Linked DNA regions of Homo sapiens: region 2 is linked to region 1. Evidence: chromatin contacts called from ENCODE Hi-C or POLR2A ChIA-PET data. All regions are on one chromosome and are shown on one strand. The core of a region is the stretch at or near the end of the contact, and the rest is flanking DNA. Distances in the headings are between cores, read along the strand shown.

The links. Hi-C counts contacts between places; a loop is a spot of excess contacts on that map. ChIA-PET counts read pairs that join two places held with the same protein, here RNA polymerase II (POLR2A).
Region 2: a loop to region 1 is called in a map of endothelial cell of hepatic sinusoid, with 4 times the contacts of the local background. The contact joins two enhancer-like sites. A Hi-C loop is called at or near these places in 2 of 168 maps with a recorded cell type or tissue (endothelial cell of hepatic sinusoid and mesothelial cell of epicardium). POLR2A ChIA-PET finds 5 or more read pairs at or near these places in 3 of 52 experiments (MCF 10A, RWPE1 and activated CD8-positive, alpha-beta T cell).

Annotation. Positions count from the first base shown.
Region 1 is chr10:71,987,885-71,995,370 of GRCh38, reverse strand. All of the region lies in intron 1 of CHST3 (carbohydrate sulfotransferase 3), which reads right to left. Among named protein-coding and RNA genes, the nearest start is that of CHST3, 27 kb to the right of the region's middle. RefSeq lists a silencer at 3,579-3,752. Within about 2 kb of position 4,335, at least 2 of the 41 ENCODE cell types and tissues checked have a DNase peak (open chromatin) inside an H3K27ac peak, as active enhancers do.
Region 2 is chr10:72,062,603-72,070,088 of GRCh38, reverse strand. SPOCK2 (SPARC (osteonectin), cwcv and kazal like domains proteoglycan 2) reads left to right here. Exons shown (of 11, transcript NM_001244950.2): 6 at 1,788-1,902; 7 at 2,357-2,476; 8 at 2,969-3,187; 9 at 5,849-5,911; 10 at 6,927-7,064; 11 at 7,184-7,486. The coding sequence ends at 7,329. Among named protein-coding and RNA genes, the nearest start is that of SPOCK2, 22 kb to the left of the region's middle. RefSeq lists enhancers at 1-320, 501-1,008. Within about 2 kb of position 2,933, at least 2 of the 41 ENCODE cell types and tissues checked have a DNase peak (open chromatin) inside an H3K27ac peak, as active enhancers do.

The DNA of each region.
Region 1 (7,486 bases), core at 3,086-5,585:
TCACTGCAACCTCCACCTCCTGGGTTCAGGTGATTCTTGTGCCTCAACCTCCCAAGTAACTGGGATTACGGGTGCCTGCCACCACACCAGGCTAATTTTTGTATTTTTAGTAGAGAGGGGGTTTCATCAGGTTGGCCAGGCTGGTCTCGAACTCCTGACCTTAAGTGATCTGCCCACCTCAGCCTCCCAAAGTGCTGGGATTACAGGCGTGAGTCACCGCACCCGGCTGGAAAAGTTCTTGAAGGAAATGAAAAGGGCTACTCTAGTGAACACACAAATTATAATAATGTGAAAAAGACTTGTTGCTGATATGGAGAAAGTTTGAGTGGTCTGGATAGAAAATCAAACCAACCACAACATTCCCTTAAGCCAAAACCTAAACCAGAGCATGTCCCTAACTCTCTTCAATTCTAGGAAAGCTGAGAGAGACAAGGAAGCTGCAGAAAATTTGGAAGCTGCTAGCGTTGGTTGGTTCATGAGGTTTAAGGAAAGAAGACATCTCCATAACATAAAAGTGCAAGGTAAAGCAGGAAGTGCTGATGGAGAATTGGCAGCAAGTTATCCCAAGGATCTAGCTAAGATCACTGACGAAGGTGGCTACAATAATCAACAGGTTTTCGATGTAGACCAAACAGCCTTCTATTGAAAGAAGATACCATCTAGGACTTCCATAGCTAGAGAGGAGAAGTCAATGCTTGGCTTCAAAGCTTCAAAGGACAGACTGATTCTCTTGTTAGGGGCTAAGGTAGCTGGTGACTTTAAGCTGAAGCCAATGCTCGTTGACCCTTCTAAAACTCCTAGGGACCTTAACAATTAAGCAAGATGTACTCTGCCTGTGCTTGTAAATGGAACAGGCCTGGATGACAGCATATCTGTTTACAGTATGATTTATTCAATATTTTAAGCCCACTGTTGACACCTACTGCTTAAAATACTACTGCTCATTGACAATGCACCTGGTCTCCCAAGAGCTCTGATGGACAGGTAAGAGGAGAGTAATGTTTTCATGCCTGTTAACACAACATTAATTCTGCAGCCCATGGATCAAGGAGTAATTTTGACTTTCAAGTCTGTTTTTTAATTAATTAATTTTTTTTTTTTTTGAGACAGGGTTTTCTTACTCTGTCACCCAGGCTGGAATGCAGTAGCATGATTATGGCTTACTGTAGCCTCAAACTCCTGGGCTCAAGTGATCCTCCTGTCTCAGCCTCCCAAGTAGCTGGGACTACAGGTGCATGGTATTTCACCTGGCTAATTTTCGTTGTTGTTTTTGAATGGAGTCTCGCTTTGTCACCCAGGCTGGAGTATAGTGGCGTGATCTCGGCTCACTGCAACCTCCGCCTCCCGAGTTCAAGCGATTCTCCTGCCTCAGCCTCCCAAGTAGCTGGGATTACAGGTGCCCGCCACCACGCTTGGCTAATTTTTGTATTTTTAGCAGAGACAGGGTTTCATCATGTTGGCCAGGCTGGTCTTGAACTCCTGACCTCAGGTGATCCACCCACCTCAGCCTCCCAAAGTGTTGGGATTACAGATGTGAGCCACTGCACCCGGCCTCCTGGCTAATTTTTAAATTTTAATTTGTAGAGATGTCTCACTATGTTGCCCAGGCTGGTCTTGAACTCCTGGCCTCAAACAATCCTCCTCCCTTGGCCTCCCAAAGTGCTGAGATTACAGACGTGAACCACCATATCTGACCCTCAAGTTACATTATTTAAGAAATACATTTTGTAAGGCTATAGCTGCAATAGACAGTGATTCCTCTGTTGGATCTGGGCAAAGTAAACTGAAAACCTTCCATTGTAGATGCCAGTAAGAACATTTGTGACTCAGGAGAGGAGGTGAAAATATCAACATGAATAGGAATGTGGAAGAAGTGGATGCTAATTTAGAAGAAGTGGATGCTAAGAAGTGGATGGAGGAAGTGGATCCATGTGGATGATTTTGAGGGGTTTAAGACTTCAGTGGAGAAATGAACTGCAGATGTGGTGGAAGTAATAAGAGAAAACTAGAATTAGACATGAAGCCTGCAGATATGAGCGAATTGCTGCAATCTCATGATAAAACTTGAATGAATGAGTTGCTTCTTATGTATGAGTCAAGAAAGTGGTTTTTGAGATGGAAGCTACTCCTGGTGAAGATGCTGTGAATGACAACAAAGGATTTGGAGCAGGGTGTCCAGTCTTTTAGCTTTCCTGGGCCACACTGGAAGAAGAATTGCCTTGTTCTACACATAAAATACACTAACAACTAACGATATGTGATGAGAAAACAAACAAACAAAAAACGCAAAGAAAATCTCATAATATTTTAAGAAAATTTACAAATTTGTGTTGGGCCACATTCAAAGCCGTCCTGAGCTGCACGTGGCCTGCGGGTTGGACAAGCTTGATTTAGAATATTCTATAAATTGTCTGGGAGTGGTGGCTCACACCTGTAATCCCCACACTTTGGGGGGCCGGGGCAGGTGGATCACCTGAGATCAGGAGTTCAAGACCAGCCTGGCCAACATGGTGAAACCCTGCCTCTACTAAAAATACAAAAAATTAGCCAAGCGTGGTGGCGGACGCCTGTAATCCCACCTACTCTGGAGGCTGAGGCAGTAGAATTGCTTGAATCTGGGAGGTGGAGGTTGCAGTGAGCCGAGATCGTGCCACTGCACTCCAGCCTGGGCAACAAAAGTGAAACTCCATCTCAAAAAAAAAAAAAAAAAAAGAATATTCCATAAACTTAGTTGATAAAGCAGCAGCAGAGTTAGAAAGAATTGACTCTAATTTTGAAAGAAGTGCTACTGTGAATCAAACAGCATTGCATGCTACAGAGAAATCCGTCATGAAAAGAAGAGTCAATTGATGCAGCAAACTTTATTGTTGTGTTATTTTAAGAAATTGTGGCTGGGTGCAGTGGCTCACACCTGTAATCCCATCACTTTGGGAGGCCCAAGCGGGCCCAGGAACTCCTTGAGCCCAGGAGTTCGAGACCAGCCTGGGAAACATAGTGAGACTGTGTCTCTGCAAATAATAAAAACATAGGCTGGGTGTGGTGACATGCACTTGTGGTTCCAACTACTCGGAAGGCTGAGGTCGGGGCATTGCCAAGGTGATCAGGGCTGCTGCAAGCCATGATTGTGGCATTGCACTCCAGCCTGGGCAACAGAGCAAGACCCTGTCTCAAAACACAAAAAACAAAAACAAAAAAAATAAAAAGAAAGAAAGAAATTGCCATAGCCACCCTACTCTTCAGCAGTTAGTCAGCAGCCATCAACATTGAGGCAAGACCCTCTCCAGCAAAAAGACTACAAGTCGCTTGCTAAAGTCTCAGATGATTGTTAGCATTTTTTTCAGCAAATAAAGTATTTTTAAGTTATGTACTTTTTTTAGACATACTACTGTACACTTAATAGACTACAGTATAGTATAAAAGTAACTTTTTTTTTTTCAGACAGAGTTTTGCTCTTGTTGCCCAGGCTGGAGTGCAATGGCATGTATCTCGGCTCACTGCAACCTCTGCCGCCCGGGTTCCAGCGATTCTCCTGCCTCAGCCTCCCGAGTAGCTGGGATTACAGGTGCCTGCCACCATGCCTGGCTAATTTTTTGTATATTTAGTAGTGACGGGGTTTCACCATGTTGGCCAGGGTGGTCTCGAACTCCTGACCTCAGGTGATCCGCCTGACTTGGCCTCCCAAAGTGCTGGTATTACAGGTGCGAGCCACTGCACCCGGCCGTGTAAATGTAAATTTTATATGCACTGGGAAACAAAAAAATTTGTGTGATTTGCTTTATTGTGATATTAATTTTGTTGCAGTGGTCTGGAACTGAACCTGCAATACCTCTGAGGTATGCCTGTAACAGCCAAAATATAGAATGTCTTAGGGCTTCCCCACAAAAGGTTTTGGGGTTTTGGGAAAATTTGGGGAAGGCCACTGGAGTGTGTCTGGAGTGAACATAATCCCCTATGAATATTTCAGCAGAAAAAGGCGGAGGGCAACTGCCCAAAGAAAGCACAGACGTGCAGGGCAGAACGACAGTCTACATGACGCCATTTTTCATATATTTAATTAGCGAAGAACAAAACGCCCTGGAATATACTGTGTGGGTGAATTTCTGGGGAACCGACTGGCAGAGACGTGAGGCTCATCGAGTGGCCAGGGGCTCCTCCACATTGCCCAGACTCTTTTGCAGTCAGGCTGAGGCCATATGACTGGTTCTGACAGGTAGGATGTGGGTGAAAGTGATGTAAGCCACTTTGCTTAAAATTTTCCCACACATTCATCCAGGCCTCTCTCCCCTGGCTGTGGCAACAGTGGAGGCCACATGTTCCAACTGGCTTAGTTCACAATGGAAGCAGCCTGGATCCCTGGGATGCTGCTTAGAGAGCCACCCCATCTGCATCAGATGTGACGCAAGAGAAAAAACAAGCCTTTGCTGTGTTAAATACTAAGATTTGGGGGACTAATTGTTCCTACAGCATAGCCCGTCCCGTCCTAATACATAATGTTCATGGGAGTGTCCTTTCTGAAGGATGATTTGGCCAAACCATCACAAGTTTTAAATATGCATACTCTTAGCTATGGGCTGAATGTTTGTGCCCCTCTAAAATTTTTGTGTTGTAATCGAATCCCAGTGTGCTGGCATTAACAGGTAGGGCCTTTGGGAGGTGACTAGGTCACCAGTGTGGAGCCCTCATGAATGGGATTAGTGTTCTTTTTAGAGGCTGGGCATGGTGGCTCATGCCTGTAATTCCAGCACTTTGGGAGGCCGAGGCAGGTGGATCACCTGAGGGCGGGAGTTTGAGACCAGCCTGACCAATATGGACAAACCCCATCTCTAATAAAAATACAAAATTAGCTGGGCATGGAGGCGTATGCCTGTAATCTCAGCTACTCAGGAGGCTGAGGCAGGAGAATTGCTTGAACGTGGGAGGTGGAGGTTGCGGTGAGCCAAGATCACACCATTGCACTCCAGCCTGGGCAACAAGAGCAAAACTCCGTGTCAAAAAAAAAAAGAAAAATTATTAGAGCCCTAAGGGAGCTTGTCTGCTCCTTCCACCAGGTAAGGACGCCACAGGTAGGTGCCATCTTGGAAGCAGAGAGCAGCCCTCCCCAAATCAAATCTGCTGGCTCCTTGATTTTGGACTTCCCAGCCTCCAGAACCATGAGCAATAAATTTCTGCTACTTGTAAGTTTCTCAGTGTATGGTATTTGTTATAGCAGCCCCAAAGGACTGCTATAACACTCTTCGACCCAGGAATTCCACTTCTAGGAACTAATCTTGCTGATATATTTGCATGGATACAACAAGGACATATACAACAATAAATCGATTATAATTACAAAAGGCTAACCATGACATTAATGCATGTTAATAGGCAAAACCAAAACCAAAACAAAAAACAGCAACTTGTTAGCTCAATGTTAGGTACATTTATCAGTGCAATACTCTGTAATGATTAAAAAGAAAGAGGAAGTTCTGGAGGGCTGACATAAAATGCTGTTCAAGACATGAGTGATAAAAGCAAGGGCAAGAGTATGCGTGGCATGCTACCAACTGCCTACAAACTGGACTGGATCCATGCAAATGCTGGATATCTTTGGAGATGGAAAGAAGAGATTGACAAGAGTGGTTGAGGGAACTGGGGAATGGGTGGGAACTGTCACTGACTTTTAACTTCTACTTTCTTCTATTGTTTAAATTTGTTACCATGTTACTAAAATATCAATATAAGAGAAAGTTATAAAAATAATGGAAATAAAAAGCATATGGAGTTGTGTCCCAATCCATCATCCTACACACAGTTAGCGCTTAATATTTACTTGAATAACCAAGTCCATCTAAGCAGCTTTGTGATGAACCTAACCCAGAACAAGCAAGAGGGATCCTGACAAAAATGGTGACTGTATCAGGTTTCCAACTTTTTTTTTTCTTTTTGAGGACGGGTCTTGCTCCACTGCCTAGGCTGGAATACGGTGGTGTGATCATGGCTCACTGCAGCCTCAACCTCCTGGACTCAAGTGATCCTCCTGCTTCAGCCTCCCAAATAGCTGGGATCACAGGCATGTGCCACCACACCTCGCTATTTTTAAAAAAAGCTTTTTGGAGAGTCAGGGTCTTTCCCTGTTGTCCAGGCTTGTCTCGAACTCCTGGGCTCAAGCTGAGGCTGGCAAATTATTTTCTCCTTCCTTCCTTCCTTTCTTTTTCTTTCTTTCTTTCTGTCAGACAGAGCCTTGCTCTGTCGCCCAGGCTGGAATGCAGTGGCGCAATCTCAGCTCACTGCAACCTCCACCTCCTAAGTTCAAGAGATTCTCCTGCCTCAGCCTCCTGAGTAGATGGGATTACAGGTGAGTGCCAGCATGCCCGGCTAATTTTTACATTTTTGTAGAGATGGGGTTTCACCATTTTGGTCAGGCTGGTCTCGAATTCCTGACCTCAAGTGATCCACCTGCCTCGGACTCCCAAAGTGCTGGGATTACAGGTGTGAGCCACCACACCCGGCCTGGCAAATCATTTTCATCTCATGAGTAAAAGCTAATAGGTTGGTAATTGGCAGCCTGGAGCACTTTGATGAGAAGAATCCTGAGATCAGGCTTGTTTTCTGTGGGAAAGAACATGGCAGTTGAGTAGTGATGTCTGCTGTGTGTATAGATAGGGTGTATTAGGCTGTTTTTGCACTGCTATAAAGAAATACCTGAGACTGGGTAATTTATAAAGAAAAGCAGTTTAATTGGCTCTTGGTTCTGCAGGATGTACAAGAAGCATGGTGCTGGCATCTGCTTGGCTTCTGGTGAAGCCTCAGGGAGCTTTCAATCATGGCGGAAAGCAAAGCAGGAGCAGGCACTTCAAATGGCAAAAGCAGGAATGAGAGATAGAGAATGGGGAGGTGCCACACACTTTTAAATGACCTGATCTGGCAAGAACTCACTATGAGGAAGACAGCACCAAGCCATGAGGGATCCACCCCCATGACTCAAACACCTCCCACCAGGCCCCACTTCCAGCATTGGGGATTACAATTCAACATGAGATTTGGGTGCGGACAAATATCCCAACTATATCACAGGGGAAGGGCTGGCACATGTGCCATGTACTTATTACCCCTACTTTAGGAGGAGGTGGCTAAGGAAGCCTAGGAATCTTCTGGGCCCTGGAGTCCTTTTTCTTCCCTCATCCCTCATGTGCCCTATTTTTTCCCATTTTGGTCATGCTCATTATTACAAAACGCTGTGCTCATTTGTGGGGTTTGGAGCTTTTGTCAGTTTTATCAATCATCAACCTTTTGACCAGAAATGTGTGCATGTACGTATACATGCAATGGGTGCATCATACGTGCACATGCTCGGGAGAAGCCCATGGAAGCTGTGAGGGGACCATGGGCTAGCCTTCAATGGCTACACAATGGCCACAGCTTCCCATTTTGTTCTGCACCTCTGGAAAGACGGCTCCATTACAGGATTTCTGAGATAACCGGGTAGAGAAAAACTCTCCATGCATAA
Region 2 (7,486 bases), core at 1,684-4,183, 76 kb before region 1:
GACAGGTGCAGGTGGGGAGTGGGGCCTGGAAGAGACACTATGGTCAGGTAACTGCAAGTCAAAGGAACTGAGGGAAGACCTCAGCCAAGTGTGGAGGGCTGTGGAAGAAGGAGCTCTGGCATCCAATTGTTAGTGGGGGAAGAAAGGAGGATTTCCACAGGGAGGCGCCAGTGTTCACCAGTGAGCAGGGGCCTTCTGGGGCAGCAGGAAATAATCCTCCATAAGAAGGTGATGGAAGAAGGAACCGATTGGGAGAATGAATTTGCACCTTATGTGGATTTTTATGAGGATTTCAGGAGACAATATTTGAGAAAGCATTTAAAAAATTTTAGGCTGGTCACGGTGGCTCACGCCTGCAATCCCAGCACTTTGAGAGGCCGAGACGGGTGGATTGCTTGAATCCGGGAGTTTGAGACCAGCCTGGGTAACATAGTGAGACCCTGTCTCTACAAAAAATACAAAAATTAGCTGGGTGCAGTGGCGTGTGCCTGTGATTCCAGCTATCTGAGAGGCTGAGGGGGATGCCAGGAGTTCGAGGCTGTAGTGAGCCATGATTGTACCACTGCACTCCAGCCTGGGTGACAGAGTGAGACCTTGTCTCCAAAAAAAAAAAAAAAAAAGTAACATAGAAATGCAGGTGCTGATAATGAATGTTTTTACTGGCAACAAGGAGTCGGGAATTGCTTGGTTTGGGAGGGCACTGACAGCTGGCTTGGGGTGGGTGCCAGGGCTGAGGGGCCTTCTTGGAGTGAGATGCAGATTTCAGTCACCCGCTGTGGGTGATGATTGACATTGCTGTGGGGATGAGGTCATCCAGGGAGAAGAAAGGGAGGAGAGAGAGAATGAGCAAGAGGCCAGGGCAGAGGCTGCATTTAGGAGGTGAGAGGGGTGCAGGGGAGCTGGCAGAGCTGGCAGAGAGGAGGAGGAGAAGAAGAGGAGCTAGTGTCCCACAACCCAAGGCCAGGGCGAGGTCTGGGCAGGACGCTGCAGTGCGGTCCGGTCCAGGGGTCACGCTGTCCTTTAGGGAGGTGGAGGTCAGCAGGAAGTCTGGCTTTCATCCCGGCTCATGGCCTTGGGCAAGTCACTGGGCCTCTGTGCGCCTTGCTGTTCTCTGCTGAGCAGGAGAAACCCAAGCCTCCCAAGTGAGATAATGTTGTCGAGCGCTGTGATGACCCGCTTCCCATTAGCAGCCGCCCCATGAGAAGAAAGAGATATGACCAGGAGAAAAGGCCCTGGTCAGAACCTGGCTTTAGCAGGCAGCTGTGGCAGAAGCAGTTCTTAGCGAAGGCCGAGGAATTGTTAGATGCTCCATAGGCGGTGCTGTGTCCTATCAGGAGAACTGAGAAAAGTCCACTGGGGTGACTGGGGGGAGATCATTGAGGGAAGGGCTGATGGCTGATTACAGAGGGACCAAGGAACAGGCCATGAGAGCCAGGGGGGCAACAGACAGCTAACACAGGGGAAGGGCGACAGGGGCAGGGGAGGGGTGACAGGGGCAGGGGAGGGGAGACAGGTGTCCTGGGAGGGACAAATCCTTAGAGAGGGCCGAGCAGGCTCATGGGAGCCTGCATGGCTAGGACCAGCTCTGAGCCCTGCTTCCCGGGCCCTGCTTCTCTCCACCGTGCACCTCAGTCTGCAGAGGAACCAAGAGGACCCTTCAGGCTGTTCATGGGCACTCCATGGGGGGAGGCAGATGTGGCTGCCATGAGAGGCTTGAGGGTGTCCCCAGCTGTGGGGACCCCTGGGGTAAGCCCTCAGTCCCCTGTTCCACCTTTCCCCATGTGCAGTGTAAGCTGGAGCAACAGGCGTGCCTGAGCAGCAAGCAGCTGGCGGTGCGATGCGAGGGCCCCTGCCCCTGCCCCACGGAGCAGGCTGCCACCTCCACCGCCGATGGCAAACCAGGTGAGGACAGTGCTGGGCCACCAGGCTAGGGGTGCTGAAGGGCCACCTGGCACCTCCTTCAGGGCTCTAGGGTGGTAGAAGAGGTGTGCAGAGCAAGAGGGAAGTGGCAAAAATGCAGAAAGCTTGAGGGAGCTGTGAGGTCAGAGGCCCAGATTAACACAGAGCAGGAGGCGTGGGCTCAGCCCTCGTTTCTCCCCTGGGTGCCTGGAAGGTGGGCAGAGGGAGGGACTCAGCCACAAGGAACCTGGGCTGTGTGTTTTTCATGCCAGGAAGGAGTGGGTGGTGGGAAATGGGAGAGGACTCGAGAGGAAGCCCCCGATTTCCACCTTCCCTTCTGCTGCTGCCTCCCGGACCCCTGCCCAGCCTCCTGGCCTGTAGGGCAGGATCCCAGACTGAGATCGAGCCTGCTGCTCCACTGCACATTCGCCCTCCATGCCTTCTCTCTGTTCTGCAGAGACTTGCACCGGTCAGGACCTGGCTGACCTGGGAGATCGGCTGCGGGACTGGTTCCAGCTCCTTCATGAGAACTCCAAGCAGAATGGCTCAGCCAGCAGTGTAGCCGGCCCGGCCAGCGGTAGGAAGCTTGCTGCTCTGCCTGGAGGAGGGAGGGAAATAGGGAAGGGGCTGAGGACACAGGTGTATGCTGGGCCAGTCTGCCCTTGTTCCTTCCTGCCAGACTCTGGGCCCTACAATCTGGGCCCCAAAAGAACCTTCACCCCAAAGAAGTCGGCTTCCACCAGAGCAGGAGGGATACCAGTTAGCTAGTAGGAAGAACTTAACATGGGTGGAGGGAGCTTAAACCCTGACATGGGTAGCCCAGGGAAAGCAGGAATTCTTTTCCCTGCAGGGCTTTCAGAACGGGTTTTGAATGGTTCAGGCATAGTCCTATGTGGAGGTGGAAGGAAGGACCTTTCGCCGTTCTCGAGTTTCTCAATCCCATGGTTAGATTCCAAGCTGCCCAGACCCAGAATAGAGGGCTGGGGCTGATGGCGAGGCGGAGAGATGGAGGGCTGGAGAAACGGCTGAATAGCCAGATGAAGCGTGCCTGAACCTGATCTTTTCCCAGGGCTGGACAAGAGCCTGGGGGCCAGCTGCAAGGACTCCATTGGCTGGATGTTCTCCAAGCTGGACACCAGTGCTGACCTCTTCCTGGACCAGACGGAGCTGGCCGCCATCAACCTGGACAAGTACGAGGTCTGCATCCGTCCCTTCTTCAACTCCTGTGACACCTACAAGGATGGCCGGGTCTCTACTGCTGAGTGGTGCTTCTGCTTCTGGAGGGAGAGTGAGTGCAGCCCCCCTCCCAGGCCCCTGCCTCACCCGTGTGGGCTCTACCCGAAGTTCCAGGCTCTCTTGGGAAGTCAGAGTGGCTCTTTCTTGGCTACGTCCCCAGGCCCAGCACTTTCCCAGCTTGCCCACTTCCTGCACTCCCTTAGGGCTTCATCCCTTAAGGCCCAGGGAAGCCAACACTTTCAGCTCCCTTCCTTGGCAGGCTCCCAGGCGGATCCAGATTTTGTGGGTCCTGAAGCTTATATACTTTTGGAGGTCTTCTTTAAGAAAGAGTTAAAAAAGAAATCCCAGCACTTTGGGAGGCCAAGGTGGGAGGATCATGTGACCCAGGAGTTGGCGACCAGCCCAAACAATACAGGGAGACCTCCTCTCTGTGAAAAAAAAAAAAAAAAATAGCCAGGCATGGTGGCATGCATTTGTGGTCCCTGCCACTTGAGAGGCTGAGGTGGGAGGATTGCTTGAGCCTAGGAAGTCAAGGCTACAGTGAGCTGAGATTGTGCCAGCGCACTCCAGCCTGAGCAACAGAGCAAGAACCTATTAAAAAAAAAAAAGAAGGAAAGAAAGAATATGAAAAATAACGAATGTAAACTTTCTGGGGCCCCTCAGAGGGCTTGGGAAGGGGCTGTACAAGTGAGGGTCTTAGAGGTGAAGATGCATTTGCTTCTCGGTGATTCTTCTTTTAGGCACATCTTAAATTTTGTGCCACCAATAAGTGATTACATACGTTGTCATCAGCCTTAGAGATGTGATGAAATTTCTCAGCTGAATATACCTGAAACCAGAGCTTTCAAACCAGAGTCATCTCGGAAAATGGAGGTCCCCAGGCTCACCTGACCTGTGTGGCTGGAGCTGGGGAAGCCCTGGTGTTCCTCACTGGATGCTTCTCCCCATCTTGGTGGGGGATCGGCAGTCAGGGCCCAAAGCTTCAGCCCGGGCCCCACCATACGCTAGTCAGGGACCCCCGGCAAGTGACCACATCTTTCTGAGTTCTGCTTCTTCATCTGCGTCAGGAAATAACAATACCTATCTTGGAGCCTGTTGTGAGGATGAGCCAAGAAAATCTGTGCAGAGCACCGTGTAATTCACAAATCCCTCTGCAAATGTGTGGTATTGTGATCTGTTTCACCACTCTGACTGCCCAGCCCTCCTGCGACCAGCATCACTCCAGCACTTTGACTTTCTGGGCCTTTGAAGGCCACTCCATCCATTCTGTACTTTCTTGGGCAGGAGGCCGGGAACTGTCCTCATTTTACAACCAGGCAGGCTTCCAGCTTGGAGAGGTGGGGACTTCCCAAGGTCGCAGACAAGTTAGAGGCTGGCTGCCGGTTACAGTCATGCGTCACTTGACGAGGGGGATACATTCTGAGAAATGCATCATTAGGTGATTTTGTCACTGTGCAAGCATCATAGGAGTACTTACACAGACCTTGGTGGTGCGGCCTCCTGTGCACCTGGCCCATTGCTCCCAGGTTACAACCTGTGCAGCATGTTATGTGCTGAATACTGCAGGCAGTTGTAACACAATGGTAAGCATTTGTGCATCTAAACATAGCTAAACATAGACCGGGCGCGGTGGCTCACGCCTGTAATCCCAGCACTTTGGGAGGCCGAGGTGGGTGGATCACCTGAGGTCAGGAGTTTGAGACCAGCCTGACCAACATGGTGAAATCCTGTCTCTACTAAAAATACAAAAATTAGCCAGGCATGGTGGCAGGTGCCTGTAATCTCAGCTACTTGGGAGGCTGAGGCAGGAGAATCACTTGAACCCGGGAGGCAGAGGTTGCAGTGAGCCAAGATCGTGCCGTTGCACTCCAGCCTGGGCGACGAGAGCAAAAATTTATTTTATTTATCTCAAAAAATAAAATAAGGCTGGGCGCGGTGGCTCATGCCTGTAATCCCAGCACTTTGCGGGGCTGAGGCGGGCAGATTATGAGGTCAGGAGATCAAGACCATCCTGGCTAACAGGGTGAAACCCCGTCTCTACTAAAAATACAAAAAATTAGCCAGGCGTGGTGGCGGGCGCCTGTAGTCCCAGCTGCTCGGGAGGCTGAGGCAGGAGAATGGCGTGAACCCGGGAGGCAGAGCTTGCAGTGAGCCGAGATCGCGCCAATGCACTCCAGCCTGGGTGACAGAGCAAGACTCCGTCTCAAAAAAATAAATAAATAAAAAATAAAAAAATAAACATAACTAAGCATAGAAAAGGTACAGTAAAAATAGTGTTGTAATCTTATGGGGCCACCGTCCATTGTTGACTGAAGTGTTGTTGTGTAGCGCGTGGCTGTATTTTCAGGCCTGGGAGTTCTCTCTAACATTCCCTCTAGCATTACGTTCCCCTGGGCTCTCTCATACTTGGGTGTCTGTGTGTTCACCCCACCTCCTCTTCTGAATCCTGTTACTCCTCTCATGGGTCCCTAGGACTTCTTGGGGACCTCAGGTCATCCACAGCTGTGGAATGAGCTCCCCTAAATAGAGAGTGAGCGTTTTCGTGCCATAGAACCCTTGTACTTCCCACCCCTGCTGTGGGGTGACCCCGTGTCAGAAACGGGGTGTTTTCATCTTGCAGAGCCCCTGCCTGGGTCTCTAAGCCTTGAAGGGCTCAGTGCATCCCCCCAGCACCAGGGGACAGTCCCATCAGAGGCTGCTTCTCTCCCCACAGAGCCCCCCTGCCTGGCAGAGCTGGAGCGCATCCAGATCCAGGAGGCCGCCAAGAAGAAGCCAGGTGAGGGGCCAGACCAGGCTCTCAGAGGAGGAGGTGGGGACGGCTTCCTGGGTTTGTCTGAGACCCAGGGCCTCCAGCCTTGGGCCTCATGGCAGACATGGAGCCCAGAGGAGGCCCTGGCCTAGGAAGACAGAAGAGGGTTGCCCCCTTCCTGTGTCTATCCTTGTGGTGGGGCAGGGACTCCCAATCTGCCCCGGGAAAAGTGTGTTTTAGGCACTAATTTTATGCCCATCCATGCTGGAGCTAGAGTTTGGGATACAGAAGGATCCTGGAACCCTCCACTGAGTTCAGTTTCCTTCAGCAAGGGTGTGACTAATGTTTTAGTGAGGCCACTCCCTGAGTGACACTCACTCACATGCTCCATAAACACCTGGGGGCCGGCCCCAGAGATACAACAGCAATAGACCCAGCCCAACTCTGAGCGGATGGCAAGAAGGATGCACTCCCTGGCCTCATAACCCTTTAGCTCGGGCCAGTCCGGAAACACACAACACACAAATGGACACACTAAAAAGACAGAACTAGCAGTGTGACCTGTACACAGGCGCCTGGGAGCTTCAGCTGGGGAGCCTGCAGGAAAGCAAGTGGGCCCCGGAGGCAGGTCGGACTCAGAGTGGCTGGGAGGAGAAGGCTGGGCCTTCCTAGCAGGGGACAGCCAGGCCGGCGGAACTGTGGGAGGATGGAGAGTGTCAAACCTGGTGAAGTCAGACTGGCTGTCCTAGAAGACTTGGGCCATGGAGTCAGGGAAACTGATGGGGCGGCTGGGAGCTAGCACAGGGGCCTGAGCAGTGGTTCAAGGAAGCGGGTTTCCTCATCTCCAGCGAGTAGAGCCGAAAGAATTGCTGGCTGGTGTCCAGCTCTCAGCATCTGGGCCTGTTGGGGGGTCAGCACCCGGTCTGGCTGGGCTCTGGGGGTGTATAGACTTCTGCTCATGCATGAGGACCTGAGGTCACCTCTCTGAGGGGCCCACAGCCTGGGCCCCTGCTCTGACCCTGCCTGGCACTGTCTCATTCAGGCATCTTCATCCCGAGCTGCGACGAGGATGGCTACTACCGGAAGATGCAGTGTGACCAGAGCAGCGGTGACTGCTGGTGTGTGGACCAGCTGGGCCTGGAGCTGACTGGCACGCGCACGCATGGGAGCCCCGACTGCGGTACGGGCTGGGCAGCTCAGGGCCTGCTGGGGGCCCAGGCCTGGGGGCCCTTGTCGTGGGATGCTGGGGGGTGCGTGCCAGAAGCTCCCTCACCCCCTGTTGGCTTGATCCCCTCACAGATGACATCGTGGGCTTCTCGGGGGACTTTGGAAGCGGTGTCGGCTGGGAGGATGAGGAGGAGAAGGAGACGGAGGAAGCAGGCGAGGAGGCCGAGGAGGAGGAGGGCGAGGCAGGCGAGGCTGACGACGGGGGCTACATCTGGTAGACGCCCTCAGGAGCCGGCTGCCGGGGGGGACTCAACAGCAGAGCTCTGAGCAGCAGCAGGCAACTTCGAGAACGGATCCAGAAATGCAGTCAGAAGGACCCTGCTCCACCTGGGGGGACTGGGAGTGTGAGTGTGCATGGCATGTGTGTGGCACAGA